Linked DNA regions of Mus musculus: all the other regions are linked to region 2. A link is a loop called in an ENCODE intact Hi-C map of the cell type or tissue named here. Cell type or tissue: heart. All regions are shown on one strand. Region 1 overlaps Gm33771 (a long non-coding RNA gene). Region 2 holds the start of Gm51499 (a long non-coding RNA gene). Region 3 overlaps Ate1 (arginyltransferase 1). Region 4 overlaps Fgfr2 (fibroblast growth factor receptor 2).

Region 1 (8,000 bases), 730 kb before region 2:
TGTTTCCTAAACCATTATGTTGTGGATTATTTAAGTATGATTTGTATCTGTATCAGTATCATCTGTCTCGCCTTTGCTTCTATATCGTCTGTATCAGTATCATCTGTCTCTGTCTCATCTTTGTCTCTGTCTCATCTAAATCAAGCTTCTCCAGCCATTGTACCATCTGGAACATTGATCATCTCAAAAAGAGGGGCTAAGAACATGGGTCAGTCGGGCACACAAGCTTAGAATAGGCCTGTGCTGTTGTAGGGAATTGAGGATTCCTCAGATTTGTTGGCTTGGCGTTCTAGACTAATTGGTGAGTTCCAGGTCAGCGAGAGACCCTGTCTCAAAACACAAAGTGCGTAGCCATTGAGGAAGATGCCTGAGGTTGACCTCTGGCCTCTGTACACACACACTTACACGCACATGTGCAGCTGAAAAACAAAAGACCCTTTACTGACTAAAATGTCTAAATAACTAATGCTCACTGGAATGCTTTATCCAAAGGACTTAGAGTAGAGGAAGGAGCATGGGCTTGGTGGGAATTTTCTAATGGGAATGTGGAAGTGAATGAGAGATGACAAGCTCATGGGTGGGGACACAGCATGCCTGGCCAGCCACGGCTGTGTGTAAGATAAGCATTAATGCCACCCTGCTGTACCTGATCGTGTGGATACCTGTGGATGGAGAGCCTGGGCAGACATGCCTTCTGACTAAGGCAAGAAGATAGACTGGAAACCTCACGTCAGGAGTAGTAGCATGAGAGCCTGGGCTGGTGATTTGCTCAGCAAGGAAAGGCTCTTGCTTCCAAGCCTGGTAATCAGAATTGTTTTCCTGGGACAAACATGATGGAAGGTGAGAACTCAAATTCTGCAAGGTCCTTTGACCTTCACGTGTACACGGTGACACATGTGGACATGCACATGTAAATACACAACGTAAATAAAAGTAGAATAACAGCCAGGCAGCAGTGGCACATGCCTTTGATCCCAACACTCGGAAGGCAGAGGCAGGCTTCCAGGACAGCTAGGGCTCTACAGAGAGACCCTGTCACAAAATAAGCAAGCAAACAAACAAAAGCCCTTTGGCCAACAAAGACTAGAAGCCCCTCTCCTGCTGGGCTTCATTCAATCAGAGCATTTCTAGGCTTCTTCTGCAGAAAAAGGTTGAAACTCTTCCAGACCTGGTCTTCATCTACTGAGCAGAGCGTATGCACAGAGGTCAAGGATGGGTCATGTGCCTAGTGGCCCAGTGCTCTTGGAGCTTTCCCCAGAGGTCACTAGCCCACTCTTCTTCTTGGGAGTGTTTTCTTTTTCTTAGTAACAGGCTTTCCCTTTGGACAGTCTCGTTCTTTCTCTGAAGCCCTTTCATCCACCATGCATGCATCTCCAGTGCGGGGTGTGCCTGTTGTCTTGGACCCTATTCAAACAGGCCTGGTTTTCTTGTTACTTTTCTCCATCTCCTCTCCTGCAACTGGCTTATGCTGTTGCTTTTTATCTCACACTCTAGTAAAGTGTCCTTAGTAGGATATGGTTGTGTTACTGGGGCATCCAGGGTTCCCTTTTGTATAGGTTCTCCACCGTTTCTACCATGCGGGGCCTGGGGAGTTTACACTCAGCACATCAGGGTTGGTAGCAAGAGTAACCACGGGCTTTTCACCCGTGCCCCAGTTCCCAAATAATGACTTAGAGGCTATTTATGTATGGATAAATGCCTCGGCCATAAGCTCGGGTTTGTTCCCCAACTAGCTTGTAACTTGTGTGACCTGCTTATTCTATTCCATGTGTGTCACATGGTTGGTTACTTTTCTTCTGTTTCAGATATCTGTCTCTTCTAAGTCCAAGTGGTGAACCTCCTGTGTTTGACTCCCAGAATTCCTGTCTCTCTCTGCTAGATGTTCCACCTTCTAAGCCTGCCTCAGCTCGTTGCCTATCAGATTTTTATTGACAGGTGATACTTTCACAGAGTACATGAGAGATTCTCTCTACAAGCAAATGCTTTTTACTGAGCTATCTCACCCCCTCAAGAATATTTATTTTCATTTTATGTATATGGGTGATATATAATATTATTTCATAAATAATGTTAAATAACATATATAATATATATCATATGATATATATCATATTGTGTCACACACACACACATTATATATAAAAAATGTTACATGAGTGTCTGGTGCCCCCTGAGGTCAGAAGTGGGCATTAGATTCCCTGGGACTGGAGTTACACATTTGTGATCTGCCATGTAGGTGCAAGGAATTGAACCCAGATCTTCTGTAAGAGCAGTAAGTACTCTTAACCAATGAGTCATTACTCTAGCCCCCCCCTTAAAAATCTTTTTGCTGCTGTGTCTTTTGTAGCCCAGGCTGGCCTTGAACTTGATATGTAGCCAAGAAGGATAGCCTTGAAGTCTTGATTCTTCTGCCTCTACTTCTCCAGGGATTGGGCTTCAGACTTACACCCTCATCTGGTTTATGCTGTGCTGGTGATCAAATCCAGGGCTCTGTGTACACTCTACTGTCTGAGCTACACCCCTTAGCCCCTAAAGAAAGGCTTTTAAAAGTTTTAGGTTTTATGACTGTGTGTTTGAGAGCGAGAGAGAGAGAGAGAATGAGTGTGTGTGTGTTAGAGAGAGAGAGAGAGAGAGAGAGAGAATGAGTGTGTGTGTGCGTGTGCGTGTGTATTTTCACCGTGTGCATGCAATGCCCATGTAAGCCAGGCGAGGGCATCGGATCTCCTGTAACTGAAGTTAAAGATGATGGCGTCAAGCCACCAAATGTGGGTGCTGGGAAGTGAACCTAGCTCCTCTGCAAAAGCAGCACGGTGCTGTTAACCGCTGACCCGTTTCTCCGACTGTTTCACAAAAACCCAAGTGTTAAGCCTGTCATTATTCCAGTGTTTGGGGCCTTACGTATCTCCAACGGCTCTTGAGCACACGGTCCTTTCAAGCTAATCAGAGAGCTAAGATTGTTGAGCTGTCCAGGAAATGGTTAAAATGCGTTCACTTTAACCTAAGAAACACCCAGTGCCATTTCAACATTGCCATTCAGAGTCGTTTAAGAAATAAGAAGCCTCTGTTACTGGATAATTACAGTTATCTGCACGTTCACAAGACTGAAACAGGTCTCGGAGACCATGTAATTAGGATCCATTTCAAATGGCCCTTCACAAAGAACAGACCAGTGTTAAAATGGTAAGCACTTACTAATGGCTGTCTTTCCCTAATAGAACATGCATAAACAATTATTCATAGGAGCCCAGGCGGAGCCTTACTCCAGGGCACCTCGGCATGGATCCCTGTGGCATAATGGGTGGGGGAGGATAAAATGAGCTTAAGGCCTCATACAGTTATGCATATTTTTGTTTGTTTTGTTGGAGACAAAACCAGCCAACTGGCTGTCTGGAAAATCAGCCCCATTTCATGGGCTGTGGGATTGCCTTGCTCAGCAGGTTGCTATATTCGAACTGAAAATGCCTGCGACTGTTTCCAGCTTGCCCCCGACTGTTCTTGCTTTCTTCCCTTCTCTGTATTATTCATCTGCAGGCAGGCATATTCCAGAGGAGGCGTTGCAGCTTGAAATTAGTGTTTCACTGAGCCACCCAGGTTAGCCGAAAGCTATCTTAAGTAGGTCAGGAAACCAGACACATGCTTTTTGGAATGGAGGAGTGTCATCGTGTAGTGCCACAGATGGCTGTTTAAATGGGCAGCAGAAAGAGGTATAGAATGACCCTGGGAAAAAAATGGGTTTGTAACTGATGTCCCCAAAGACTGCTTCTGTATTTAAAGCCGTTTGCTGTAGCCTCATTTGAGGTGAAGTCAACTACGTGCTGAGCTGGGCATCCAGCCTCTGGGGCAGCGGGCCATTGGCATTGGCACCAATGCTCGGCTCACAGGGCACATGCAGCTCACCAACTCCCCATAGGAGCTGAGCTAGAGATTTGTCCGCGGGCACTGTCCAGTGGAGAGGAGCAGTCTCTTCCAGCCTCAACAGGATGCGCTGCTGTGGGGAGGAGGCTCTCTGCCATCTTCATTGTTCAGACAGCTCCTGACTCAGTTGACATTGGGTACAGAGTGAAGATTTTACTCTCTTTCTGCCCTTTTCCTCAATTTTCCCCAAAGCCACCAGGGGGCAGAAGGAACTCCCTTGTTTGTTTTGGTCCCCCCCTACCCCCCCCCACTTCTGATTGTCCATGCAAATGAGCGCCTTTGGGTGGCTCTCACTGGGTCTAGGTTTTTAATATCAATTTTGATTTTCATGGCTTGGCTTTGCTTTCTTCAGACTTGAATAGGCCTGAATGCACTCTTCTGAAGCTCAGGACGCTGTGACGGCGAATCTCACGATTCAGTTGCTATCCCCCGTGGAACGCAGTGCAGTAACGTCCTCATTTCTGGTGCCCTCTGCACTTCCAACCTTGTTGGGCTAGGGCAGCCTGACCCCCCTGGGATATGGATTTTGGTAGTCAGCTTTCAGTCAGTCTCCACACTTCTTCAGCCACAGTATACAGACACTGGGGTTATCTGCCCAGCACATCCTCTATACCTCAGCAAGTCCTTACCATGTATCCAGTGAGGATAAGGCCACCCATCCTGGAAGGCTTATCTTTCATTCTTGCACCCCATAATATCCAGCCCAGCTGTCTCTCTCCACACTGTTTTTTCTTGATCCTCACTGAAGCCTGTTCCCAGCCACCAGGCCTGCATTTCTTCCAGTTCCATGAGTTCAAATCTCTAAAGTCTGCAGCAGGCCTTCTCAGAAGCACTCCATTGTCTTCACTACCTAAATCCCTTCTTCCTTGGCCATTTCTTAGGGAGCCTAGGAAGTCAACGTCACAGCTGGTCCATGGGAATGGTGCCTGTGAGTGTCTGTCAAATGAGCGCAAGACTGGGCTCATTTGAGAGTCCTGTGTGTCATGTGAGTGCCAACATCCTAACATCCAGAATGCAGACTGGGTTTGCTCTTCCCTGACACAGCACTGGGGAATGTCTAGGAAGCATTCCCAAGAAGCGAGACCAAACTAGACCACATTGAATTTCATAGGCTCTTCACGCATTAAGAATATCGGAAACACCCATAAAGGGAAGTTGTAAATTTAAGGCATATAAAAGAATGTTGCTTTATAACCCTAGGGAAGTACCAATCTGTTTGCTTTCAGATGTGCAGTTACTAAGGATCATCTCCAAGGGGCGTGCCTTTTGTTCTGCCTGCTTGTGTGGTCACTTGGACCCAGTAGACAGATAGGTGAGTAGGTATGCAGGCAACATGTGGACATGTGTGCTAAGGGACCTTCATGTTCAGCTGCTTGTCTAGATGAAAGCAAGAGAAGGGACCAAATACAAGTTCGCTCCTACAAACAAAGGTGGGACAAACCCCTGAGCAGGGCAGGATACATATGAGGAGGGCATTTGGCTCTTGGTAGAACAATTGCTTTGCGTAATGAATTCCTGGCCTAATGAGTATGGAAATCGGTACTTGTGAGCAGGCCTGTTTTAGGTTTGGTCTTCATATACTTCTACCACCACCACCACCACCACCGCCACCACCATCAACAACAAAACATGCTTAAAGGGGATCCGCATAATCTCCACCTAATTTGAATTTTTCTTCATAAGTTCAAGTTCATGAAAGCCAAGATGTTCTAGTGTTGACGTCAAAGCTATTGGAGCTCTTGTGAACCATGCTTCACCCTGAGAAAAGGCCACTGACATCTATTGGAGATCTTGGAGAGAGGGAGGGAGGGAGGGAAGGAAGGAAACTTTGCCAGTCTGCCCCCACAAATGCAGAAGACAGCTTCAAACCTGCTAAGAGTTTTTCTTCCGGTTCCACTTGCCCTTGGAATTTCTCATGCTCTGCTATTCCTTGATAACGTCTGGGACGGGGTGCTGTTGAAATCCAGCTAAACAGTAACTGGCGGTTTCATTACTGCGTTAACTTGCCCTAAAGTCCCATGGCCTCTGCAACTTTTACAGGAATGCCACTTTTCTTGTATGCTACTGAGACATTCAAGAGCAGGCCTGACATGCACTCTTCATTTCATTTCAGAGTTTGGGCACAGAGAGGAGTCCACATCGTCCAGTAGAGATGCATGTTATTTCCAGTTGTCCTGCAAGAAGGATGTGGTCCCAGGGCACATGCTGGACAGACAGAGCTAACACTAATCCAATACATCTTTCTGATGCAGACTGATGCCTCTCCTAGGGGCCCGAGGACTGATGCCTCTCCTAGGGGTCCGAGGTGTTCAACCTGCTTGTTATTCATAAGCACTGTGCAAAGAAGTAAGTACACATGCCAACTCTATTCATCCATTTCTTTTAAAAAAAATCTTAGTATATCTACTTGTTTATTTATATCTGATCCCTTTTTAAAAAATGTTTTAATGTTGTTTTTACTACTGATTTGAGATGAAGTCTTGCTATGTGGACCAGGCTTGTCTCATGACTCAGAAGCTCAAGATACGCTCCCAAATCAGCTTCCCCATTAGCTGGTGGCGGCAGATGCATATCACCATGCCCAGCTGGCATTCATTTCCTTACTGATCCATTCACCCAACAACTGTCTGAGCATCTGTCCTGCCAGATACCGTCCTTGCCACTGGGGTAAGTAAGACAGATTAGTGTTACATGCTAGGGGAACCCAAACCATTTACAGTGAAGGAATACATAAACAAGACTGCTAGATGGTGCTTGTAGCACCAAGGATGCTTTGAACAGGGTGAGCTGGAAGGGCCTTGTTGAAGTAGTGTCAAAAAAAACATGTGCTGAGTGCTTGCAACCATGAGTTCATCAATACCAGGAGTCACTGGAAAAATGTGGGGATGTAGTGGCCACCATGACTTCTCCTTAGAAGTTCCAGGTCTCAGAGGATGAACTCAAGACCAGGAGATGGAATGCAAACTTACTCTTAAGAGTACAAGTGAGATCCTTTGTATCCTCAAGAAAGCATAGAGGGATCCCAAGAGAGGAGCTCTTGGACCTGATGTTAATTTTAGAGATGAAAGCGGACCGGGCCACCCAGGCAGAAGGAATGGAGCCCCAGCCCTGCTGGAGGCAAAAGACCTGGGCATGTACAGGGAGCAGTGTGATTTAACTGCTATGTAGGGAAAGTGCACACAGAGGGTCAGTGTGTGCAGAACCACAGATGTAAGCAAATGGTGGCTGAGAACCATTGAGGCAGCCTCGATGGACCCCGAGGAGCTGCCATGATCTCCCATTTCCAAAAGGAGAAGACTCGCTCTCCAGGATGAGAATGGAGCATTCAAGCTGGACGTGCAGCCACGTGGTTAGAATCCCAGGCTTTGGGAGGGCTGAGGCAGAAGTATGGTGAATTTGTCTGAGTTACAGAGTGAGACCCTGTCCCAAAAGTCACAGGACAGTGCTGTGGAGATGGCTCAGTGGGGAAAGGGATTGCCGTGGAAGCTCGGCGTGGCAGCTCACATCCACAATCCCAGAACTCCTGTGCTAAAATGGGAGGCAGAGGCAAGGCGATCCCTGAAGGTCCATGGGCCAACTAGACTGTCTCAAGCAAGATGGAAGAGGAGAACTGATACCCAAGGTTGTCTTCTGACTCCCACACATACATACATATACATCATACATATACACATATATACATATACATCATACATATACACATATATACATATACATCATACATATACATACATATACATCATACATATACATACATATACATCATACATATACATATACATACATACATATACATCATATATATACATATACATACATATACATCATACATATACATATACATACATATACATCATACATGCACAAAAATGGAAGGATGAAAAGGATGGACTGGAGAAACAAGGGAGGGAGGGGAAAGGGAAAAGAAATGGAGCCCACCACCAGAGTCAACAAGCCAGGTAAGTTTCCCCCATCATCTGGAAACAATGTAGCCCTATCTCGATTCCTTATTTGTTTGACACAGTGTCTCACTAGTAGACTGTGTTTATCTGGAATCTGAGAGCCTACTGTTTCCACCTTCTAAG
Region 2 (8,000 bases):
GTTTTGAAGAGAGAGTCAACAGGGATTTTTTTTGAGGGGGGGTGTTGATTTTTGCTGTTGCTGTTGTTTTTATGGTGAGCTAAGGGAGAGTCATGTTCCTCGGCCATGTGTCCACCTGTCCGTCGCTCTTCCTCTCCTCATAATAACCTCTCATCCGTGCTCATGCAGGTAACCCTAAGTAAGTTCAGTGGGTCACCCGAAAACAGCGGGGTGGAAGAGGAGAATGGGGGAGGGGAGCTTTGATCAAAGACTCACACACACACACACACACACACACATACACACACACACACACACATACACACACACACATACACACACACACACATACACACACACACACACACACACACACACACACACACGCACACACGTCTTCATGATCTTCATGAAAGAAGTTACTTGCTGGCAGTGTGAGCTCCCAGCAGCAACGGATGAGAATGGATTACTCTGCAGAGATCTGATGGGGGGTCGAGTGCTCATTTACACGTCTATTATGAGTTCATATGCGTATATGTGTGTGCCTTGAGACAGGGTCTTGCTGTGTAGCCCAAGCTGCCCTGGCTTTCTGGCTTATCTCCCCAAATGGGAGTCCAAGCACGACTCACTACACCTGGCTTTCATTTATAGCTTTAATTAACAGATTTAAAGGTTTTTACACAATTCCTTCCAAGTTTCTATCTCTGCTCTCACTCAGCCTTTCCCCCTAGTACTATTGGGCCAGCTCTTTTCTTGTTTGGTAATAACCTTTCACATGAAATAAGATTACTCACAATGTTTTTAAATTAAAAAATTATTAGTGCGTGAGGGTGGAGGAGGGGTACCTCTCATGACGTGCAGAGGACAGAGGACGGCTTTGCGCAGTTGCCTCTCACCTTCCGACTTCACGTCTATTGCAGGAATCAAAATCAGGTGCCGGGCTTCCTCGCACACGCCTTTACCCAGGAAGCCACCTTGCGGGCTCCCTTTGGTGAGGTCTTGGAGGCCTTCCTACCATGACCACTGTCTCAAAGTGTCAGTATTTCTACAGACAGACCCCCAACTCTTCTACTTTTAGATCTATTTCTAAGCATCTCTTTCAGAAAAGTCCTTGCCCCAGGAGTAGAGGTTTACCTGATGCTAAATATATGTGGAATTTATTCTGATCTATGGGGAAAACTGGGGATTATCTCTGATTTCTCCCACATGGCTGGTTCTCCTATCACTTATTGGCTAATCTCCTTTTCTCCGTGGATCTTTACCACATAGTAACCTCTTATCTCCATCATCTCTGTGCCTGAGACATTCGGGTCTATTGGCCCATCTGTTTGTGGTTTCTTTTGGCATCGACACTTTACGATACACTGCCTCCCACGCCCCCATGATAGAATACTTTAAAAATACTCTCTCAAAAAATATTCTGGGATGGATCAAGCTACCAGACATTTCTTAAAAGAAACATTGCAGGCTACTACAGGCCTGCTCTGTACATAATTCTCATTGACCCGAGGCAGCCAGCCGGCTTGTCTTACCATGATAATGGAGCTACAGAGCACCTCCCAGAAACTCTTGCTTCAATGTCTGCCTCTGCTCGTCCCGGCCTGGTGCTTTGCAGTGGAGGATGCAGTAAGAGCAGAGTGAGGGAAGAGACCCAGCCTTGCAAGACCAGCTTGGCTCAAAAATTAATCTGTGCAGGCACTCTCCTTTTAGAAAGTGGATCCTTGGGTACTAACCTGAAAGGGCCGGTTCTCATCTAATCATCTCCACTGTGCCCAGGCAGGTGAATGTCCCTAAATGAGACTACTAGCTGCTCATTAAGGACCTGTCAGCGTGCTGAGGAATGGGTTCCCCTCACTGCTCTCTCAGGAGCTATCTTGATTGGGCTGCTGGCACACCATCTGCAAAGTGAAGCTTCCATCCTGGGCATCTTTCTAGCTCCAGGTCAGGTTGCAGGCGGCTCCATCCAAATCCCCCAAACCCTCTGCTTCCCCTCCACGTGAGTTTGTCAGAGCTCTTCCATAGCACCGTACCCAGACACCTCCGCGTTTGCCGAGCTTCCTCGCTTTGTGTAACGCTCCTTTCAAGATGGGGATAAAAGGGTCCCCAAAGCATGAAGCAGATTAAAAGCAATGTCTGTACAAGGCAAGAAGAAAGTTGGGGATTTCTTTTCTGCCTTCCTCTCATTAGTTTAACTTCGACTGATTTAAACATTTGCTCCATGTTCCCTGGAAACTGGAAAGTTTGCTTTGGAATGCTGTTGCTGGGGGTAACGCTGCGGAGTGTCTGAGGCAAGAAACATGGCTGCTGAGGTACAGGACTGACGTCACACTGGTGAGAGGACTCACAAACCCTAGGAGAGAGGGAGTAATTCTACATTGTTTCCGGCTCCCCCAAATTCAGCTTGCTTCGACTAGAGGGTGGCTCAGAAAGTTCCCTCCTGGAAGCCCAGGGAATATTCCTCCACAGTCTATTATTTTCTGACCTGGAACGAATGGGCAGCAACAACAAACTTCCTAGGTCAGCCCTGGAAATGTTATGTGGATGGCAACTCGTGGTTCTTTCTTCTAGCACGGAGAAATGAACAAATGAATAAATAAATAAATCTACCAGATTATGCCACAGAGTACAGTGACACCCCCCCCCCCCAATGTCCTCCTCTCTTACTCAAATAGCAACAACCATTTCTGCAGTCTCTGTGGGTGCAGGTGCATTTTGGAATAGCTCAGGTAAGACTACACAGCCTCCTTGGTCCTCATTAGAAATTCGAATTGATAGCATTAATTGGCATTTTTCAAACACTAAGCGCCCAGCTTGAAGTCTACAAATAAAAGCGGGGCCCAGATGCTGGGATTTCATCGCCCTCATTTAACACTTCGTAAGCAGTTCATTAAGCCGATAACACTTTAAACAGTAACACTGGCGCCTTCGGAGTCCCTCAGCCTGCGATTGTCCCCAGACACCCAGGGAATTCTGCCCGGATTGGGAACCGCAAGAATCTACTTTCACTATGAGTCTCTTAATTGTGGGCACCCTGGCCTGCGGCCAGCTTACAGAAGCCTGCCTGAGGCCTTCACATCCCAGTGGCCAGGGGTCCTGGCCCAGGTAAGGCTAGGAACCACATGCACCAGAGACATAACATGGACCAGACTGAGGATGCAGCCTGGAGATGGGCTGGGGAGTGAAGGGGTGGGGCTACCCCTGTGCTCTCAGCAAGCAGGGAGCATGGCCAACTGAGTGACTTCAGCTTGAATCCAGGACTTGCTTTTCCAGGTCATTTTTAAGGGAATTAAGGGTGAATGTTCACCACCCTCTAAGGATGTCTCTCTCTGCTAAGGTTTTACCTAGAACTTGAAGACTCTGGCAGAGCATAGGACCACTGCCATAATCCTCTGAGACCTGGGGCAGAGACACAATTAGAGCAGCAGGAGGTGGTGGCTCGGGTGCTAAACTGCCCACTCCGTCCGTTCCTCTACAGGATAAACAGTACAAGGGTTGACCTTCATTTGGTCTTTTGTGTAGTGCCAGACTGGGCACAGCATTGTAGATGTTCATTCCATAACGATCCTATGAACAAAGGAACGGGGGTGGGTGGGATGAACATTGTCCTTTCTGGGTGACAGACAGTGAGGCTAGCATTGTGGAAATCAATACCACAGACAATGACTGGCCTGGAGCTTTTGGCGAGCACATGCCAGCTAAGGTGTTCTTGGTCCACAGAAGCACTGGCTCCTTCAAACCTGTGGGCTGCACGGGGAGAAAAAAAAATGATGTCAGCAAGACATAGCTGAATTAGAACTTGAATCCATCTGGTGGTCATGACCTGGCTCACGGCCCCTATGCTAAGCCCCAATAAGAGGAAATGAGAGGTGTGTGGATGTCCAGTGCCAAAGTGGGTAATCCTGTGGTTTGTCCCTAGGGCATCAAGAACGCAGTGCTGTCTAACCTGTCTGGAGATGATGAGTAACTGATAGGTAACTGATGGATAACTGACCAGCTACTGATTAACCACAGTGGGGCTGCAGTGAGGTCGGAGACCGTGACCCCTGTGGCCACAGAGATGGAAACTAAACCCCATCCCACGAAAAGCCTGAAGTCTAAAGCCATGTTCCCAGAGATTCAGCTCAGCCAGGCACTAAGAGGATGGTCAGCCTGGTCCACAGCGCCATCTCGTGGCAAGAACGGGCATCGCAGAAGGGCCGCGCCCTCTGATCTTCCCAGAGGACCAACCAGGTGAGCCTGGGATTATGGAGGCATTTTCTTGAGAACATCCCCCATCCCCCAGTGTGATGCTCGGGGAGTTGGAGGCCTGGGTGGCTGTATCAGTTAAGGAAATGGGCCAATTAGATACTGCTTTGATTAGGCCTGGGCTCTGGGGCTGGACGGGGCTTTTCTCCGATGCACCTGAATTGTAAGGGTGTCCAGAATCTGCTGCTTCTTCAAAGACACATGGTTTCCTGACACAGAACAAAGACAGGCTCAGACACTGGCTTCCATTCATTTATTCTGTCAGTAAAATGTGCTGAACACCTACTGTGCATCAATCAGGTCAGGAGGTGTGCATTGAAGCCGGGAAAGAGAACATGAGAGAAGCTTGCAGTTAGATGACGCCCCCTCCCCCTCCCCCTCCCCCTCCCCCTCGGCAATCTGGAGAAGCCCCGAGTTACTCAGAGTGTTTGCAAAAAAAAGCATTTTAAAGACAGGAGGAATGCAAAGCACACCCACACGGCACTCAGCACAGTTTTCAAAATGTTTTAAAATTGTGAGATAATCCTATATATGTTCTTTTTTAGACTGTGAGTTAACGAGATCTGAAGACTGGGCCTGTCAACTACAGTCGTCTCAAAATAGTGATGAGTCCAGATGATATTTTGAGATAAGTGCCTCAATTGTAACATGCCATGAAAGTAGCTGTGATTTCTGTTGGAGGAAAGAAAACATCTCAGGCGATGCTAATACTCCAGGGCACTCTGCCTAGATTTGTAATTGAATCAACTGCTAAACTGCAGCGAGAGGTGAGTAAAAATAATGACGTCATGTTTCTCTGTTCAAGTTCACAGACTCCCCTCCCCTGGTCTTCTGTCTCAGCAGATTTTCTTGGTTAAGAAGCCAGGTGAATGGGCATGGTGGCACAGGCTTGGGATGCCAGTCATGGGGAGGCCGAGGCAGGAGGATTACAGGATTAGACAATCTAGTGACTCTGTCACAAAATTAATGTACAAAGGGGACTCAGGATGTATCTCAGTGATAGACAGCCCTGGAATCAATTCCCAGAACGGCATAGGATGGGTGGGGGGGGGTGGGGGAGGAGAAGGCCTCGGTACCACCTTTACCTGGCAAATGAGTAGACAGGCACGCAAGGTGAGGTGGTGCTGAGTGCTTGAGGGACATCAAATTGCACACTGACAATGACACCAACAGGGAGGGCTTGTATGGCTGAATTTGACTTTAAGAAGTCCCTACAGAGGTGCAACATGGTCACCTAGGGAGCCCCATCCGGCATAAGAGCCCTACATTCTTTCTGTAAGTCTGAGTCCTGAGTTAAGGTCCCCAAACTCACACTGTGACCAGTATCCCCAGCCAGGGAAGCCTGGGTCAGTGTGACATCCCTACTTGGATCTTTAAAGGTGTATGTTGCAGCTTTACCACCCAAATTTTCCAGGGCTATTTTGAGGGCAATTCAGTGAAGTAAGGAGCCATGTTCTTTATATCATTGAATTCTGTGCCCCCTGAAATTTAACCCTGCCTAAAGGCCAGTGCCTAGCTCCATGTGGTGACCAGGCTCCTTCCAGTATGAAACGCCCCTTACCTCCACGCTCCCTGACCAGCTTTCCTATCAGCCATGATCTACAGGGCCCCTCTAAGTCAGAAAGGCTCCTCTCTCTTTCCTCTTGTCTCCTCCCTGGAGATCCAGCCTCACCATGATGCCGCGCAGATATATGCAATACAGCAGTCCATGATGGGCTGGCTGGTGTGAGCAGGGAGCAAGGAGAGGCCTTTGTAGCTGGATAGGAACCGGTGTGACAAGCTTGCAGGATGATGTCAGGGCTGGCACCAGCAGAGAACAACTCTGTTGACAAGAAGATTAATTAGACAAACGCAGTGCCAGTCAGACTCTGCCGCCATCAGAGGTCAGCTCCACTCAGGCCCCTGCTAGAGACTCTTTTTTTTTTTTTCCTCCCCCGTCTTTTTAAAAGAAAACTTAATCTCCTAACAAGACAGCCCCAAAACAATTCATGGCGTGCCAGCTGAGCAAGTACATACAAGCATGCTCTGCAGAGGTTCCAGGAACCCACCAGGGCCTCCCTTCTACCTGTCCAGACAGATGCTGCTCCAGGAAGAATGCTGGCGTCCACACTGGTCCTTCCTCATCAGAGACACTGCTCTGGGTGGGCTGTCGATGCCTTTCCTAGGGGCTTCTCTTTTTATAGGCGGGGGTGGGCAGCCCTCCATGCCAGTCTCTGAGCTTCGATGTCCCCCCACCCCACTGACCCCTTCCTCTCAAATCCTCTCTTTCTTCAACAGGTGCCTGCCCCGATGGGAAGAGAGTGCGAGAGTGGCCTCTCTTATTATTCCACAGGCATTTCTTGAGCATGTTATATCCTAGCAGCCCTGAGGATAAACAGGTGATCTTAGCATCACCTCAGAGGTGAGAGTGAGCCTGAGAGGGGCTTCTGTCTAGGAGGGGAGGCACTGAGAGCAGTCAACTAAAAGCACAGTGATGTTCATGCGCGTCTGTGGGAAAGGATCCAAGAAAGGATGGTAGGAGAAGGAACCTGGAGGGGGCAGCCATTTTGGAAAAGATGACTCCAAAGGAGGAAGTAGGGTTGAGGCCTGAGGAATTCTGGGAAACTGCCTGGGAAAGCTGCCTCAGTGCCACAGTGTCAGGGGCAGGAGTGGGACGGTGCCAAGAGGAAGTGCTTTGTAAATATCTGTCCATTGCAAGAATAAAAGATTATTTCTAAATTGTGTCTCTCACACATAGCCCAACAGTGGAAGTTACCCATGGGAGTGAGGGTGGCTAAATTGTAGATTCTTGCCTCTACTGATTCTAAAGGGTGGCATTGTGCCCAGAAAATGCCATGTGAGCAGATTTCCTATCCTCCCGACACCCCCTCCCCTTTTATAATGGGTTCCCTCTCATGCCCCATCTCCAAAGCAGGCCACTGGGCCCCAGACTGCTTCTGTCTGTCTGGAGAGAGGCCAAAATCGGAGCAACTGAGTGACTGGTGAGCAACCCTGCCCACCCTCCACCCCTTCTAGGTATCTGCCAAGGCCCAGGGCCTTACCGTCCCTGAACGCTCTGTGCCCTCAGTGAAAGAATGGAGCGTCAGCCTGCAGGAATCAGTTGCAGACCCACACCCCTGTGTTCCAGGCTGGTCACAGGTATGAGTCCCAGCTGGATGACAGTACTTACACCTGTGCTAAACAGAGTCTTTGGGGCCTGTAGGATCCTGCAGGGGTCACAGCCATCAATGCAGTTACTAGATCTTAGGACTGGGGGAGTCGGCAGAGCTGCTGAGAGTGGTAGACAATATGCTGCGGCCTTGACTGTCTGTGGGGGTCCGTAGATGGGGATATGCTCTTGGATCTGGAGCCTCCATGGGCGCCCATGTAACCTTAGGTCTGTGTGCCTCTCCCCGGATCTCTTTGATGTCCAGCAGGTGACAGCCTCATCTAAAGTGTGATGGTGGTGACAGGCAGGAGGCCGCCCACTGCTGTGGTACATGGGGAAGCAACTTAAGGAAGGAAAGGACAGGATTGTTTCTGACACACGGTTTAAGGGGACACAGTCCTTTGTGTCTGGGAAGCATGCAGCGGGGTGTGAAAGGTGTCCCATTGTCACAGTCAGGGAACAGAGATGAACGCCCGTGCTCAGCTTGCTTTCTCTTTTTGACTCTGTCCAAGATGTCAGTTCAAGGCATGGTGCCACCCACTTTCAAAATGAACCTTTCCACCTTAGCTGAACCTCCTTAGACCTACGGTCACAGACACACCCAAGGGCTGTGTCTCCCAAGTGATTT
Region 3 (8,000 bases), 820 kb before region 2:
TGGGTGATGACCTATGACCAGTTTGAATCATCACCAGCGGAAGTGGACCATATCAGAGAAGCTGGTTTGGTCACATTTTCTAATCCCTCAGTCTTAAGATGGAAGCAAAGAGTGACAGTGAAAGGGTGCTGGGCTCTGAGTTGAGAGGGATGTGAGGGGCCTGTGGGCAAGTTAAGTTCTCTGGCCTGCTGCTTTCCAATCTGAAAATGGGAGGAACACAAGGTTATTATAATTAAATAAAGTGATTTGTGGTCAGCACCGAGCATAGTACAGGAAACATAAAATTTTAAATAATATAGTAGAAACATGAAATCACGAGACTCTTGGAGACAGTTTACATTCTGTTATCTGCCAAAGTTGAGAAAGTACTTTCTGACCGTAGAAGTGAGAAGTATCAGACAGAAAAGGCTAGAAAATTTTGTTTGGCTGTATAACGAGACTTAATTTTGTACATGAAAATAAATGTAGTTAAAGGTAATTTAGGGCTTAGAAAGATGGATCACTCGCTGCTCTTACAGAGGACCTGAGTAAGTTTCCTAGCATTTGCTTAGTGGCTCACAACTATTTATAACTCCATTTCCAGGTAATCCAACACCCGCTTCTGTTTTCTTTGGGCAACAGATGTGCATGAAGTACACATCCATAGAAGTACACAAATGTACTCTTTTTTTTTTTTTAATTATTTATTATATGTAAGTACACTGTAGCTGTCTTCAGACACTCCAGAAGAGGGCGCCAGATATTGTTAAGGATGGTTGTGAGCTACCATGTGCTTGCTGGGATTTGAACTCAGGACCTCTGGAAGAGCAGTCAGTGCTCTTAACCGCTGAGCCATCTCTCCAGCCCCACAAATGTACTCTTATACACACAAATGAATAAATTTTTGAAAACTAAGGCAGTGTAGGAAAACTAAAAGGGTTATTTAATATTTTAGAATCAATAAAAATCTTGGATATTTTGAATAAAATTATGTTAAATGTTATAAATAGTTGATAAAATAAGTACAAGTGATAAATGATAATGTAATTATGTTTAGTAATATGAGAAATGTAGCTTAAAACACTTATGTTAGGTAGAGTTGCTTCCATGTATAGGATTTTAGAAAGGATGCTGAAGTTGAAGATCCACATCCCAGGTCAGTTAACACTTAGATCATTAGTGGTTCTCAACCTCCTCTTCCTCTTCCTCCTCATCCTCTTCTTCCTCCTCCTCTTCCCTCCTCCTCCTCCTCCTCCTCCTCCTTCTTCTTCTCCTTTTTTTCTTTTTTTGTTTTGTGACAGAGTTTCTCTGTGTATCCCTGGTTCTTTTTTTTTTTTTAAAGATTTATTTATATGTGAGTATACTGTAGGTGTCTTCAGACACACCAGAAGAGGGCATCAGATCCCATTACAGATGGTTGTGAGCCACCATGTGGTTGTTGGGAATTGAACTCAGAATCTCTGGAGAGCAGTCAATGCTCTTAACCATTGAGCCATCTCTGCAGCCCACTCAGCTGTTAAAGGCTAGGCTCACATCCAAAATATAAGAGATTTCAACCTTCTTAATGCTGTGATACTCTACGCAGTTCCTCATGTTGTGGTGACCTCAACCATAAAATTATTTCATTGCTACTTCATAACTGTAATTTTGCTGCTGTTATGAGTCAAATGTAAATGCTGATATGCAGGATGTCTGATAATGTGAACCCCGTGAAAGGATCATTTGATCCTCAAAGGTGTCACAACCCCAGGTTAGGAATTGCTGATTTAGATGATATTGACCATTTGCAAAAATGCTTTTAAATGGGTCTCACCAATTAATTTCTCTTTAATGTAAGTTCAGTGAGAAGAGGACCTTGTTTCTCCATGTTTATATTATAGTAGGTACTGCGTAAGTAAATACTTTTTTGAATGGGTTGATGGATGGATGGGTGGATAGATGGAGAGATGACTGAATGAAGTTGGTGTACTGAGTGAGGTTAGATGAATGAGGTTAGTTATTCATAACTTGACAGTACTCATCTGACAGCAAATGAAGTTTACTGTTTGTATTTTAATATACTTAGCTCTCTTGTCTTCTCAGCTTGACCGAGCCTACTTGAGACCAGAAGCTCTGTCTTTTTACCTTTGGATGTTATTAGTTGCAGAAAGGGCTTGGAGTTTACCTACTACCCTACAGTGGACCAACCACTGAAGGTCTTTAAATCCCTGGTCACTACTCTGGTTAAATACTGGCTGAGTATATGGAACCTGCAGCCTTTGATGGAAAGTGTGAAGGAAGAGCATCATCACCAGAATTGAGTGACAGCTTGTTAGTATTTTCTGTTTTCTTTTCTTGGTGATTTGGAGATGTCTAGCTTCTTGGCAAAGTTGATTTCTAAGACAAATTTTTATTAGGCTTATGGGTATACAGGAGAAAGATGAAATAATTAAAAATCATCACCCCGCCCACGATTCTCTGGTAGTAAATACCTTGAGGGTTTCTCTTGATAGTCCATTAGCTTGGAATTCCACAGATGCTGCCCTTCGAATGGCAGCCATCCCCAAATCTCCTTCAGTAGCTTTGAGCTCAGTCAGGGTTTGGTTCTATTTCACTACACTGTCTGAGAGGCAATCCTAAGCAAGGCAAGAGAATGCTGGAAGCCTCTCTTCTACATGGTTAATTTTACTGTTAAGCTTATGTTTTAACCAGAGATAGGCACTTTCCTAATTTTAAAAAACAAGAATAATTCCAGCAAAGACAGTAAAATGTAGGAGACTTGAAGTTCACATAGCCAACCTTAAGCTTCACTTTGTCCATAAGAAGTCATGTGAGTGAGCCAGGTCCCTTTGTTGTAAGTCCTAGCCATTTAACTGCCACATGAATCTAATGAAATTGTCAGGTTATAGTAATTACGTCAGTAATCTGATATGTTGTCATTTGAATGGACCATGTGTGTAGAGTCAGTTACTTCTCTCTGTGGGATTAACCCTTTTCACTCATGAAGACCAATTGCAGTCATTAAGCTTTATGGGAAAAGACCTTTTATCATGTTGTCAAGCTAGACAGTGCATTTCTATTATAGTTCTAATTTTGTGTGATTGTGTGTAGCTGCTGATGAACATTTACCTGCTAGGTTTAGGGGACTTCTGACTTAGAGATATTTCTGAGTCTGAGTTACATGTTGTGTGGCACCGCTTACAGATGTCTTCAGTTAAGTGCAGGTAAATAAATGGGACTCTGTATCAGAGGTCAAGAGATTCCTGACTTTCTCTTCAGAGTCAGACTCTGCCAGCCAGTGCAGTAGATTGTGGTCTCCTTGTCATGTTTAGAGAACAGAGGAAGCTGCAGCACAAGTTAACACACACTTGGGCATCTCTTCAAGTATGTCCTTCTGATTCTTCATTTCAGATTCAAGTCCTCTCTCTTAGGAGTTATAATACTTACTGAGAAGCTAGCATCTGTAACATGCAGGACTGTGCTTATCACATTCTTTATATTCTCACAGAGTATCTACCTCTCATGATGAAAGTTGAGCGCAGACGGGTAGATCAGACTAGCTAGGAGCTGAGAACCACATCTCACAATATGAGTCAGGAAAAGCAAGGTGGGAAGGAGACAGAATGACACAGTTGTGAGATGCTCACATTCAAGATTCTCACACGAAGGAAGCGGGTAATTAGAGATAGATTTACTGAACTTGAGAGCAGGGTTTATGAGCCTTACCACTTCACTTGGTTGGGAGGTGCTGTGTGGCTCTGATCACTGTTGGAAAGTTAGCTGCACCTCTTGCTGCTGCCCACTAGATGCCAGTAGCACTCTTCACCATGATAAGCACAGTCCTGTAGATGATGACAGACTGCCAAAAGTTCCAAAGAGGCAAAATTGTTCCCTTGTGAAAATCATTATGAGATGTGTATTATGTGTATTACAGAGAGATAATGTGAATGATCCAATAGTGAAGATAAGATACAGTAGTAGATTGTTTTCAGTTCATTAAAGATTTTAAAAAGTAGAAAAAGTCAAATAAGGTAACTGGAACAAAAATAAAAAACTGTAAGACCAATGGCAAGATGGCCCTCTTAAGTCCAATTATTTATTACATTAAATATAAAAGCCTAAATCAAACTTGGCTGCATGGGAAATTTTATTTTTGCATTGTTTCAAACTTTTTTGAGTATACATAGCTATTGCATTATACTTAAAAATTTCAGAGTTTTGTTCTAGTTAAATTTCAATAGCCATATGTGGCCAGTGGTTATGTTGTTTTACACTGTAGGACTACATACTCCATTTAAAAATTAGAGATTGTCAGACTGGATAAAAGAATAAAAAGCAAGCTCTACACTTAAATATGAAGATACGGATGGCTTACAGGTAAGAGGCTGCAGTAAGTTATTCCCATGAATATTTATCGTAAGAACATTGGATGGGCTGTCTTTAAATCAAACAAAGTAGTCTTTGTCTGATAGAAACTGAAGACAGAAAGATGCTTCATAATGAAACAAAAAATCAAGTGTATTCTAAAATGCAATCATTAAAAATAACACCTTCAAAGTAAAAATAAAAACTAAAAGAAGTGAAGGAGAAGGAGAAATTGTCAAATCAGTGACACTTAAACATTTTAGGACAATTTCTTGATACTTTGAGAGGACATTTAGATGAAGTTAGAGATAATTTAGAAGGCTTGAACAATGTGCTCACAGTTTTACTTAATTGGTGTCTATCAATACTATACTCCTCAGTGACAAAAAGCCACGTTTGAAGTCAAGCAAGTCATAAACTACAGATAGCATGGCTCATTTGTAAAGCATTCCTGCTTTAACTGGCTTCCCAGCTGTTCCTCTTTGTTTTTTTGTTTCTCCCAGTACTAGAGATTGGATTCAGGGCATGGAATAGCCCAGGCAAGTACTCTGCTACTGAACTACATCTCCTTCACTGCCCCCCTTTAAAATTTAAGTTAGCATACAAAGTGATGGGCTTCATTGTGATATTTCAAATCGGTACATTTTCAAGTACACCACGCCAGAGCATATTCTGGAGTATTTTACAAAGTTCACTAAATTGAAGAGGATGGAGAATGTAATTAAATTGGCATCAAGAACCAGCAGAATACAATAGCACTCTAATAACAGCAGTAGAACCTAGTTAAATGTGGGTAAGTTACTCAATGTTGTGCTTCTCCAGGGGAGACAGAGGTCTAGAAAACACCAGAGAAACAGTCTGTTGATATTCATTTGGGAAATGGAAGTTAAAACCAGAGAAAAATCACCATGAACTCATTAAATGAATAGAATCAAACGACAGAGAGAGATTGGCACAATGTAGAGAAATTAGAACTCTCTTATTTTGATGATAGGAAAACAAAATGTAGAGCCGTAGTTCAGTTGTTTTTCAAAATATCATATTTAACGTTATAATTTCAAAACTTCTTTTGATTATGCCTAAGTGAAATAAAAATATGTATCCACATAAATAATCATACATGAATGATTATACCAGCATTATTCATAATAGCCAGAAGCCAGAAAGAATTTTACTTCTGTCAGCTGGTGAATGGTCATTGCAATCAGAAGGAGCAGGGATGATCTTAGAGAGACTGTAATAGATGACATGAGTCAGACGCAGACTCTGCTGTGTTTTCCTCTCTGTGACTTATCAGTATTGAAATTGATATGCTTTAATTAATATTTTAGCATTATTTTATTAATCCTCATAATATTAGCTAACAAGCCATGAATAAAAGCTTTCAAACCATTTTTCAAGATTTTTTGAATGGCGAACTGCTTGGCTTTCTGAAGAGACTTAGGCAAACACTCTGGGAGGACCCAGGGACTTCACTTCTCTTATGTCAGCATAATAGTGTGAGGCAGCTTCCTGTGGTAAGGTATTGCTAACGGCCAGAATTTGGAAAGAGAAGTGGTGGGAGGGAGAGAATTGAAAGAAGCCATGGAGACATGAAGGGAAGGGGCTGAGCTGTTAAGCTGGAGTTTGGATAATTTCCCTAAGTGTGGAGTACCCTGAGGAGCAGATGTGCTGAGAGCTGGCATGAGTTGGAGCGCTGTGGAGATGGCCAGCCAGTGAACTGGTGGGAGCAAAGCTTTACCTGGTTTAGTCTATTACTTAGGCCCAGCTTTATTTGAAGAGGTAAAGCAGGAAGCAGGAGGGACCTAGTGAAAACATAGTTATTTGTAGGTGATGGCCAGCAGTCTGTTGGTGATAATGATAATCAGAAGAGGAAGACAGGGCTGTGGCTTGAACCACTGGGCCAAACCAGAGAGGAGCAGGGTTTTGTTTCTTGTAGCTGTATATGTAAGGAAAGAATCCTATAGTTTCAGATTGTGTCCCATACACTTGACTTGGGAGTGTTATTACTCAAAGGCACCAATTAGAAATCTGGAACAAAAGCACTAGATTGTCCTTTGATAGCTGTTCCCTTCCCTTGCATCTAAGGCCTGTTGGGCAGTTCTGGCTCGGGCAGAGCTGCCAGTAAGGCCCAACAGTTGAACTGAAGACATCCTTTCTTGTCTTGAGTTTGCTGTGGTGAGTACAATGCAAGCATCTTGCATATGTGGCCAGACAGTTCTCCTGAAGCTGATTGGTCAGGAGGTTGACGTTCCTCAGTTAGGTTTTGGGCATCACGTGATTGTTGAGACAGTAGAAATTGGAGATGTGTATTGCTTTGTGAAATGAAATGACAGTCACTGAAGTCTTCCTTTATAGGACCCCAGGGTGACTAAAATGTAAAAGTGGATTTTGAGACTAAAGAAAGCACGCTTAAAGTAGAAATTCAAACACTGAATAGAAAAAAGCCACAGATTTGTCTTGTTCAAGATTTTTCTGCACACACTTGAGTTAGTTTGGGGATCTTAAAAGTTCAAGCTATTTTCTTGCTGGGTTAGCTAGCTTTCCTTCAGCGAGTAGAACTATTCATCATTCCTCCCAAGACCTTCTTAGCTGTGTTCAAAATTAGGGTCATCTTCCCTGACAGTTTTCATTGCCCATTAGTTGTGCGTGAATGCTTCAGAAAAACCTTGAATAGTAAATCCTGGGGTGGATTAGTCTCCATGGGGACATCAGTCTTGTTTGATCTCGGCATTCATTGAGTTCTCAGTCTGCTATGTCACCATGGAATATGTGTTCCTGTAAGAAGGGCTGTAAGAGCAGGAGTTGCCGGTTGAACAGCAGTGAAGGAAGCTCAGACCAGTCACTGAGCAGTCCAAGGTTGGGTCGTAGTGCTCAGTAAACACTGTTTAGTTGGGAGAGTCCACGTTTGGACTTCTATTACTTTTGGTATACCGTTTGGAAAGAGCCTTACTTTGTAAAGTCTTTTTATTGAGAGAGTCAGGATTTAAAATACACAAAAATCAGATTAAGGCAAAGCACTTAGTATTAACAATTTAATTTTAAAAGAAAATCTGTATGTTCAATAGTAATAGTAGCTCTTTTCTTTCTGTATATATTTATTAAAACCATTTGTGGTAAGTCCTTTATCATAAATTTTAAATCCAGTGATAGTGCTTATAAATATAAGAAGGTAATACTTTTTTTTTAAATTAAAAATTTCATGCCAGTGGATTTATCTAGAGAGTCACCTTAGTTATGTATACTTACTTGAATTCTTAAAATTGCTTCTAAGCTGTTAGTTCCTATAAGGAGCTTGTTTTCTGCTTGATTATCTCTATACATCAGCTTCACAGAGCTCATACTTGAATGCAATTTAATATCACCTGGATGTGGGGAATCATTATAGAAATAAAAGTAAAAGCTTTTCTGATTATGAACAGACATGTAAAAACTCTTCAGTTCTGAAACTTTAGCAGTATGTCAAACACAGTGGTTTCAGATAACAAAGAACTGTTTTATTAATTAAAGTTACAAATACACAAATAAAAATAGCGAAAACCCCAGATTTTCCATTTTTGGTTTTTCAGAAGAAAATAACTCTTCATCGTCCAGCAGAGACATGTCGTCAGATCCAGCACATAGTACAGTAGTGGGGATATAGTCCTGGTCCTGAGAATGGTAATGCAGACCCAGTA
Region 4 (8,000 bases), 520 kb before region 2:
AAATAGCCTGCGTGTGTATCGGAGGCTCATTGGTTCCATATGCATGCCTCTGGAAGATTTTTATATTTAGTTCTGGAATTTCCCTCCCTGTGCCCCTCGGCCAGACTCGCGGTGTGCTAATCCCGTATTTACACATTTAGGCTGACGCTGGGCAAACCCCTGGGGGAAGGTTGCTTCGGGCAAGTAGTCATGGCTGAAGCAGTGGGAATCGATAAAGACAAACCCAAGGAGGCGGTCACCGTGGCAGTGAAGATGTTGAAAGGTGAGTGGGCGGATGGGCGGTCGGGGAGGAGAGGGTCTTATCAGGAGCGAGCGTTCCTTTTGTGACATGTGAACTCTGCAGGGACGTGGGGTCAGAGAGCACATACTTGACCTGGCGGTTGAGGGGGTTTTCAGGATAAATGAGCAAATGAGATGGAGGATTTACCTTGAGCTGTGTGTACTTAAAAAGAAAAGCCAGTTTAGCAGCAAGTTGTAGCTTGCTGGGCTGAACCGGTCTCTAACTCCTTAGAAAAGGGTCCCGATTCTCTTCTTTTCTGTGTGTTCATGGGTTTAGAAAGTTTAGGGGGTTTATTTAGCTGGTTAAATTTTGGACCCAGACTTTTAACATACAAATAAGGAGAGGTAGGTGTTGGAGTGGCAACTGGAGACAGAATGTCAAAATGTGGATTCAAAGAGTCGCTTAGAAGCCAAAAAGGAGCAAACAATTGGAACTGATGCAGAATCCCAGGGACATGTAAACAATAATGCCACGCTATAAATGCCCGCTTTGTTCTTTTCTTTTCTTTTCTTTTCTTTTCTTTTTTTTTTTTTTAGGGGAGGGGAGGGGAGGGGGTCTGGGAATTTATCCACAACCTTTCTAACACAGCTTGATGATGACGCCCAAGGAGCTTAAATTGCTTTCAACTATTAACTTATCCTTGCATGGGTATTCTTTTATCGAAGAGATAAAGGGAAAGGTCACATTATAAATCCTGTTGTTGGGGAATCTCAGAAAGGAGAAAGGAGCCATGTTCAATGTTTCCCTGGCTTGTGGGCAGAGAAGTCTGTCCCGGGCCTGTGGGATGTGGCATGTTCTCAGGAGTCCGACCTTTTCTCTCTTTGATAGGACACTTACCACATCCCTCCCTGATGCAGACAACAAAGGGCCAGGACATGGTTCATTTTGTCAGTTTTAGTTATTGACCTGAGACTCCCAGTGAAATCTGGGATGTTCCTTTCTTTGGAGACTGATACCAGGAAGGAGATAGCAAGTATCGGGGCACCAGGGCAGAGGCAGCCCTTGGTACCTACTGGAAGCTGTGGGTTGGGAAGGATCAGGCATCATACTGCTTTCCACAGAACCTCTGGTTTTGAGATCCCTGGAGCTAGTGCAAAAGGGAGGTTTAGGGGTTGGCCCTTCCCTTTAAGCAAGATCACCCACCATCCTTTTCATCGTGGTCAGAGGACATGCCTTTTCAACATTCTTTGTGACAGCCAGAGGATGGCTGAGGTGTAAGGAAGACAAGTGTACTGAGCCATGTGTCTGTCCATAGTCCTCTCTTCCCTCTTCTCTGTATTGGTCAGGATAGATTTTTGGATACCTGTGCCTCTATTTCATTTTTAACCCTTTTGCTTTTCTTTTAGCTCAGATTTTTCTTTTCTAAGTATTTCTGTATTGAATTAGCTTAGTGACAGAACACTTGCGTGGTGTGCACATGGTACTGGGTTTGCATCCTAGCATTACAAGAATCCAAACGACAGCAGAACTAACTGAGAGGAGAGCACAGTACCCTGGAAATGCTCTTCCTCTTGTTTGAAGCTCTCTGTGAATCCATGTTGTGTTGGGCCTCTGCCACGTATGTGCCATGTATGTGAGATGTGACTTGTATCTCTGGTAAGGTGGTAGTTGGAGCTTTAGAGAGGTCTCTTTTGCTCACTCGACTGTTTCTGTGTACACACACATTTGTAGATGTGCTTATGGGCCTGGACCTAACTTTGAATAAGCTAAAGGCTCTGGAATTTTTGCTGTGTAAAAAACAAATTTTCTAGTGGTTCCCAATGTTTTTCCTATGGCTTTCTCCCCATTGTTCTTGGAGTTTTTTGGGGGTGCATCAGGAAGTTTGACATGCTTTCTAGAAGGTACCTTGGATACATCAGAGGGTGGGGTTAATTCACAATCAAGTACTTCACTTCGAAAGACTTGGCCTTGGTCTTGTGGCCTAGATTTGGTCCCAACGTTTGCCCATGTGCCCTCTGGTGATCTCTTTGTTACTGAGCATGGCACTCACCGGCTTCAGCTTTTATCTCTTCACTGATTAGATGGGGAAGTGTTTCTGGCTCTAAAATTCAACTCCACGGTATTCTAAGAGTTTGATGGTCAAGAGTGATAGCTTGGGAGTTGGGAGAAACCAGCTGATTAATGGCTTGTCTAATTCGTGTTCACAGATGATGCCACAGAGAAGGACCTGTCTGATCTGGTATCAGAGATGGAGATGATGAAGATGATTGGGAAACATAAGAACATTATCAACCTCCTGGGGGCCTGCACGCAGGATGGTGAGTACGAGAAGGGTGTGTTTTCTGTCCACACCACACCGCTGACTGCCAGGCTTCAACTAGAAACAACTGGGCTCTTGGCTTTCTGCTTTTAGAGCATCTCAAGAATGCATTTTCCCGGGCTGGTGAGATGGCTCAGTGGGTAAGAGCACCCGACTGCTCTTCCAAAGGTCCAGAGTTCAAATCCCAGCAACCACATGGTGGCTCACAACCATCCGTAATGAGATCTGATGCCCTCTTCTGGTGTGTCTGAAGACAGCTACAGTGTATAATAAATAATAAATAAATTAAAAAAAAAATTAACTTCATGTTTAAAAAAAAAAAAAAAAAAAAAAAAAAGAATGCATTTTCCCATCACACCTATCCCAGGCACTCAAGATGCTGAGACAGAAGAGTTACAAGTTTGATACCAGTCTGGGATACCTAGGAAGACTCTCTCAAAAATACACAAAAGTAGAGGCTGGGAGACAGCTCAATCAATAGAGGGCTGGCCTTGCACCATGAGGACTTGAAGTGGATTTTTAGAATCCATATTTAAAATTGAGCTCTTGCCAGGAGTGGTGGTGCACGCCTTTAATCCCAGTACTCGGGAGGCAAGAGGCAGGCGGATTTCTGAGTTCAAAGCCAGCCTGGTCTACAGAGTGAGTTCCAGGACAGCCAGGGCTACACAGAGAAACCATGTCTCGAAAAACCAAAAAAAAAAAAAAAAAAAAAAAAAAAAAAGAGTTGGGCGTGGTGGTGCACGCCTTTAATCCCAGCACTTGGGAGGCAGAGGCTGGCGGATTTCTGAGTTCGAGGCCAGCCTGGTCTAAAAAGTGAGTTCTAGGACAGCCAGGGCTATACAGAGAAACCCTGTCTCGAAAAAAAACAAAAACAAACAAACAAAAAAAAGAGCTCTTAAGGAGGAGACAGAGGGAGGTGGATCCTGGGACTCACTGGCCCCCTAGCTTAGCCTTCTCAGTGAGTTCCTGGTCAGTGAGAGACTGTCTAAAAAACAAGGCTGTCTTCTGGCTGCCACATAGACACATACATACCTGCACGTGTATCTGCATATACAAATCCAAACATATCCACACATACAGACACAACTTTTAAAAGTCACTTTAACTCTACCCTTAGGAAGATATTACCAGCCATGGGTACACAGCAGGTCTGTGTCTGCCCTCTAGGGGGCGTGGAAAGTTGGAAGTGGGGACTTTGGAAAGGAATTTCTGCTGACGCTCTTGCTGTGTATGGGGCTAAGAGAGATTTCTTAAAATAAGAGAAGAGCAGTATGCTTTAGTTGAGAAGTTCTCTCAAAATGGGGACTGAGGAATCCTGTCTTGCTTTAGGCAGCAGATGGCTGAGCAGAATAGCTTCACAGAGAGAGTGGAAGAAAAGTGCAGTCTCCCCTCCCTCCCCCATCTCCCACCCCCTGGGGAGTGAGCTCCTGGCTGCTCTCAGGAGTGCCTACTGGTACTTTAGAAATCAGCTTGACAGTGATGAGTAGATTTGAAAAATGCTTGCGCAGCTTCTCTTTAGGTGTGCAGAGACTGGAACCTTCTTCCAGTATTATTTACTGTAGGTATTTTAGACTTTTGTGGACCTGTGGTCTCTGTTACAGGTACTTGTCACTGCCATTGTATTGAACAAACAGCTTATATGATAGAGAAATGAATGGGTGTGACTGTGTGACAATAAAATGTGATGACCCTGACCAGTATCGGGCAGGATGTGGGGATGTGGCCTGGGGACCATTCTCTCCAACCCTTGGACCAACCCCTTGCTCTGGCTGTTTGAAGCCATTTAAATTCTCTCTTTTATTTCATCCTATAGATTTAGTATTTACTTATCCTTACAATATATGTATATGCACATGCATGTACGTACACACACAAAGGAGCTCAAGGGACTTAGAATGGCCATGCTTCTGATGGACATTGCTTTTCCAGGAAGACAGCAGTGTTTCTCAACCTGTGAGTCGTTCTACCCCCATAGGGGGTCCCCTAAGACCATCAGACAACACAGATATTTACATTATGATTCGTAACAGTAGCAAATTTGCAGTTATGAAGTAGAAATGGAATAATTTAATGGCTGGGGTCACCACAACGTGAAGAACTGTATTAACGGACTGCAGCATTAGGAAGGTTGAGAATCACTGCTCTAGAGGGAAGAAGGGCATTCAAAGGAAAGTTGTTACAACTATGTCTTTTATTTCTTTAAGCCTTTGGAAGTTATTGTGTTGATCATCATTTTGGAAAGATTAGAAATGGAGGTGCTCCCAGTTATCCGTGCCTTTCTGAGTGGTAAAACCTTAAAAAAGAAAAAGGTTGGGGCTACCTCAAGTGATGGTATACTTATTTAGCGTTTACTACCGTGTTGTGTTCGAGGCTCTGGGTTTACTCCTCAGCACCACAAATCCACTCTAGGTTGTAATGACCAAAGCCTTTGCTGAGTCACCCCGGAATAGTTCCTCCAGCCTTCCCTGCTTTAAGGAGCCTCTCCCCTCTGCCACAGGACCTCTCTACGTCATAGTTGAATATGCATCGAAAGGCAACCTCCGGGAATACCTCCGAGCCCGGAGGCCACCTGGCATGGAGTACTCCTATGACATTAACCGTGTCCCCGAGGAGCAGATGACCTTCAAGGACTTGGTGTCCTGCACCTACCAGCTGGCTAGAGGCATGGAGTACTTGGCTTCCCAAAAAGTGAGTCCTTCCCATTCCACTTGGTTGGATGCAAATGCCGGTTAAGTGTCTTTGAGGAAGCTGGGTGGTTCAGACGTGCTCACTTGCTTGATCTAGTCCTCACTTGTCTTATACAACCTGGAAAATATTTGTGGTGTTATTCACGTTCTGGTTTAATGGACTCTTGAGAGGCCAGAGGCAGCCTCACAAACTCATAACAACTGCCGGAGAGCGGACCCTGCTTTGAGGCAGGGCAGGTGAGATGCTCCTGGATGACCTGGCTTCGATCGAGTGAGCTTAGACCACAGTTAAGGGTGTTAAATTTAGACCGTTGAGCTCGATGTGGAATTAAATGATCTGAGAATGGAGATTGAGCACAGAAGTATTTTTGACATCAAGAGTCTGGGATATCTGTTTATTTTGTCTCCTTCGGTGACTCTGTGGTCAGAAGTTGGCCAGGTCCCCTGAGGTAAATGGCTGGCATTCCAAGCCAGCCACTTACAATGGAACGCTAAGCATTCCAGCTATTCTGGAAGCTGTGAGGCAGGTGCTCAGACTTTTCATGGGGATTTCAGAGGACCTAAGATACCTTTCCTCACTTCCATACTTATGCTCTTCCCATAGAGATGCTTGGCTCCTACCTGGAGTGGAGCTTGCTGCAGTTCCATTGTCTCTAACTCCTCAGGTTGCCAAAGACAAAGGATCCCCTGGAGGGGCGCTTCTCTATGACTTGGAGCCTGGCCTACTAGAAGGGTCATTAATCTGGATTCCCCCAGGGGCTTCATTAGTGTTAAGAGTGAGTGAGGTGACCTGGTCAGATGGCACAGGTGCCACATACTGCTTCTCAGCCTGCTCTCCATCACCTGGGAACATGGCTTAGAGTTAGTATGTGCTCCAAGTTGTGCTTTGTTTTATTTACTTTTTTCTTTTTCTATTTTCTTGAGAGTTTACAGCTTATAGCTTATACGTTTTCCTTCTTTTATCTTTTCTTTCTTTCTTTTTTTTTTTTTTGAAACCACTATAAAACTTTCTGATATAGAGGGTTTAAGAAGCCAAATTTGAAGAGTTTTGAGTTCTGATTTTATACATGCATGGTGTGTGTGCACATAGTGGGAGCAGGGTGCCCCTGAGAAAATCTTTATCAAGGAGAAACAGACATTTGTTGGCCAGTGGTGGTGCATGCACTCGGGAGGCAGAGATAGTTTGAGGCCAGTCTGCTCTACAAAGTGAGCTTCAGGATAGCCATAGTATCCTTCATAATTTTATGCATAAAACAAAGGTTTATGATCTGAAACTTTCCACTCATGACATCTCACCAACACTGCAAATGTTTTGGGTTTTAGGTTAGGAAATGTTGAGGAACCAAGATGTCTGCATTTTATGTATATGTATACATGCATGTGCATATATATATATATGTATGTGTGTATGTGCATGTTTGTATATGTGTTTATATGTGTACACGCACATATATGTGTATTTGATTTAATGTCTGGCAGATGTGGATAGCTGTGGCATGATTTCCTCTTGACATGTTTGAACTATTGCACATGGAACCCTGGGCCGGGCAGTCAGCCGTAGGCAGCCTGTCAGCTCCAGGCTTGGTTGCTGCTGTGTGTCCTTCTTGGTAGGAGATGGGGGATGCTTGCATGCAGTGGGCTTGCTGCTGATGGGGCAGTGGTAGAACTGGCTCTTCGTTTTCCTTAGTCCTCTTTAGTCCTCAAGACTCCCCAGGAACTTGTTCTCTGGGCCAGGCTGTCCAGTGAGGTGTCATTCTTGATTTCTCAAAACAGGAGTCATGAGTAACAGTGGGGGGGGGGGGATGCCAGTAAATGTGGAATTAAAGAGTAAGTGTATAAACTATCAGAGACATTTCAATAAAGCCCCTCTTCATTTGGGGCCTTACAGTGCAAGGCTGGGACCCTGAGCTTGGCCCTTGGGGCTATGTAGAGCTATCAAAGGTGAGTCTCAGGGTCCTGTATGCTTTACAGTTTGCTCTTGTGTGTGGTACATTGCAATCACTGAGCTCCTCTTTGGGTCAAACTTTATCAGGTCCCAAGACACTGAAAGAAGTTGGTAGTTGGAATCTGGGCAAGTTCTGCTGTCATGGTAGTAGTTTGATTAGGGGAAGCAGAGTGATCAAAGACAAGAATGTCTGACTGGAGAAACTGAACAGTGGTGAACCTTCCCAATGGGAGGAAGACCTAGGAGCCAGGAAGCAGGGCAGGGAGTAATTTCTGTAGGAAATGCAGAGCTTGCATTGAACATCTCTGAGAGCCAGTTAAGAGAAGTTGTCAACAGCAAGCCAGAGGATGAAGCTCAACCATGAAGGGCCACACATCGTTATGAGGCCAAAGAGGAGGGTGTGACTTCCATATGGTGGGAATTAGGGAGAAGCTGAGATGAAGGAGGCAGAGAGTGTCACCCCTGGTGCCACTAAAAGGGTTTCTGGGCTGAAGTTGAGATCAGCTGTCTGTCCCTGTTCAGAGTCGGGGAAGGAGCGTGCTGGTCCACAACTATGTTCATGGTTCTGACCCACCCCAGTGTTGTGGACTTTTTAGGTTGCAGCCAGTAGGTAAAGTGGAGCAAGGGCTGTCACATGAACTTTGCAAAGAGAGAATGAGTACATTTGGGGGTTGCAGAAACAGCGAGGCATAGACGTGTCCTTACAAATAACATGGTGATCATTGACTGCCAGCCACCTTTCGAGAGCCTACATTGGCCAGACACCGTGTAGTTGTTTAGCTCTTGGTATTTTCCAGCTTCCTGGGATAGAGAGTGAGCAAGATGGTA

The links. Peaks named below come from ENCODE experiments on the same cell type or tissue, not always from the same donor. Only the 100,000 strongest peaks of a DNase experiment are listed, where the experiment ranks them.
Region 1: a loop joins it to region 2, with 9 times the contacts of the local background. A loop is called at or near these places in 18 of 42 quality-filtered maps.
Region 3: a loop joins it to region 2, with 9 times the contacts of the local background. A loop is called at or near these places in 24 of 42 quality-filtered maps.
Region 4: a loop joins it to region 2, with 2.3 times the contacts of the local background. A loop is called at or near these places in 4 of 42 quality-filtered maps.

Annotation. Positions count from the first base shown.
Region 1 is chr7:130,377,047-130,385,046 of GRCm38, reverse strand. It overlaps Gm33771 (a long non-coding RNA gene), which reads left to right. Exons shown (of 3, transcript XR_378532.3): 1 at 1-5,227; 2 at 6,029-6,582. Among named protein-coding and RNA genes, the nearest start is that of Gm33771, 8.9 kb to the left of the region's middle. In heart, a CTCF peak has its summit at 4,095 (motif pointing right); no DNase peak of the experiment used is centred here.
Region 2 is chr7:129,650,058-129,658,057 of GRCm38, reverse strand. Gm33122 (a long non-coding RNA gene) reads left to right here. Exons shown (of 5, transcript XR_869975.1): 1 at 1-178; 2 at 3,896-4,209; 3 at 4,770-4,991; 4 at 6,502-7,362. Gm51499 (a long non-coding RNA gene) reads right to left here and starts at 6,721. Exons shown (of 3, transcript XR_003946877.1): 1 at 6,290-6,721; 2 at 5,897-6,046; 3 at 4,950-5,435. In heart, a CTCF peak has its summit at 4,153 (motif pointing left); a DNase peak (open chromatin) is centred at 4,157; H3K27ac peaks cover 353 bases; H3K27me3 peaks cover 1,140 bases.
Region 3 is chr7:130,471,926-130,479,925 of GRCm38, reverse strand. All of the region lies in intron 8 of Ate1 (arginyltransferase 1), which reads left to right. Among named protein-coding and RNA genes, the nearest start is that of Ate1, 44 kb to the left of the region's middle. In heart, CTCF peaks have their summits at 729 (motif pointing right) and 3,764 (motif pointing right); no DNase peak of the experiment used is centred here.
Region 4 is chr7:130,174,903-130,182,902 of GRCm38, reverse strand. It overlaps Fgfr2 (fibroblast growth factor receptor 2), which reads left to right. Exons shown (of 18, transcript NM_010207.2): 11 at 141-262; 12 at 2,428-2,538; 13 at 5,038-5,228. Among named protein-coding and RNA genes, the nearest start is that of Gm39096, 84 kb to the right of the region's middle. In heart, a CTCF peak has its summit at 3,705; no DNase peak of the experiment used is centred here; H3K4me3 peaks cover 507 bases; H3K27ac peaks cover 1,301 bases.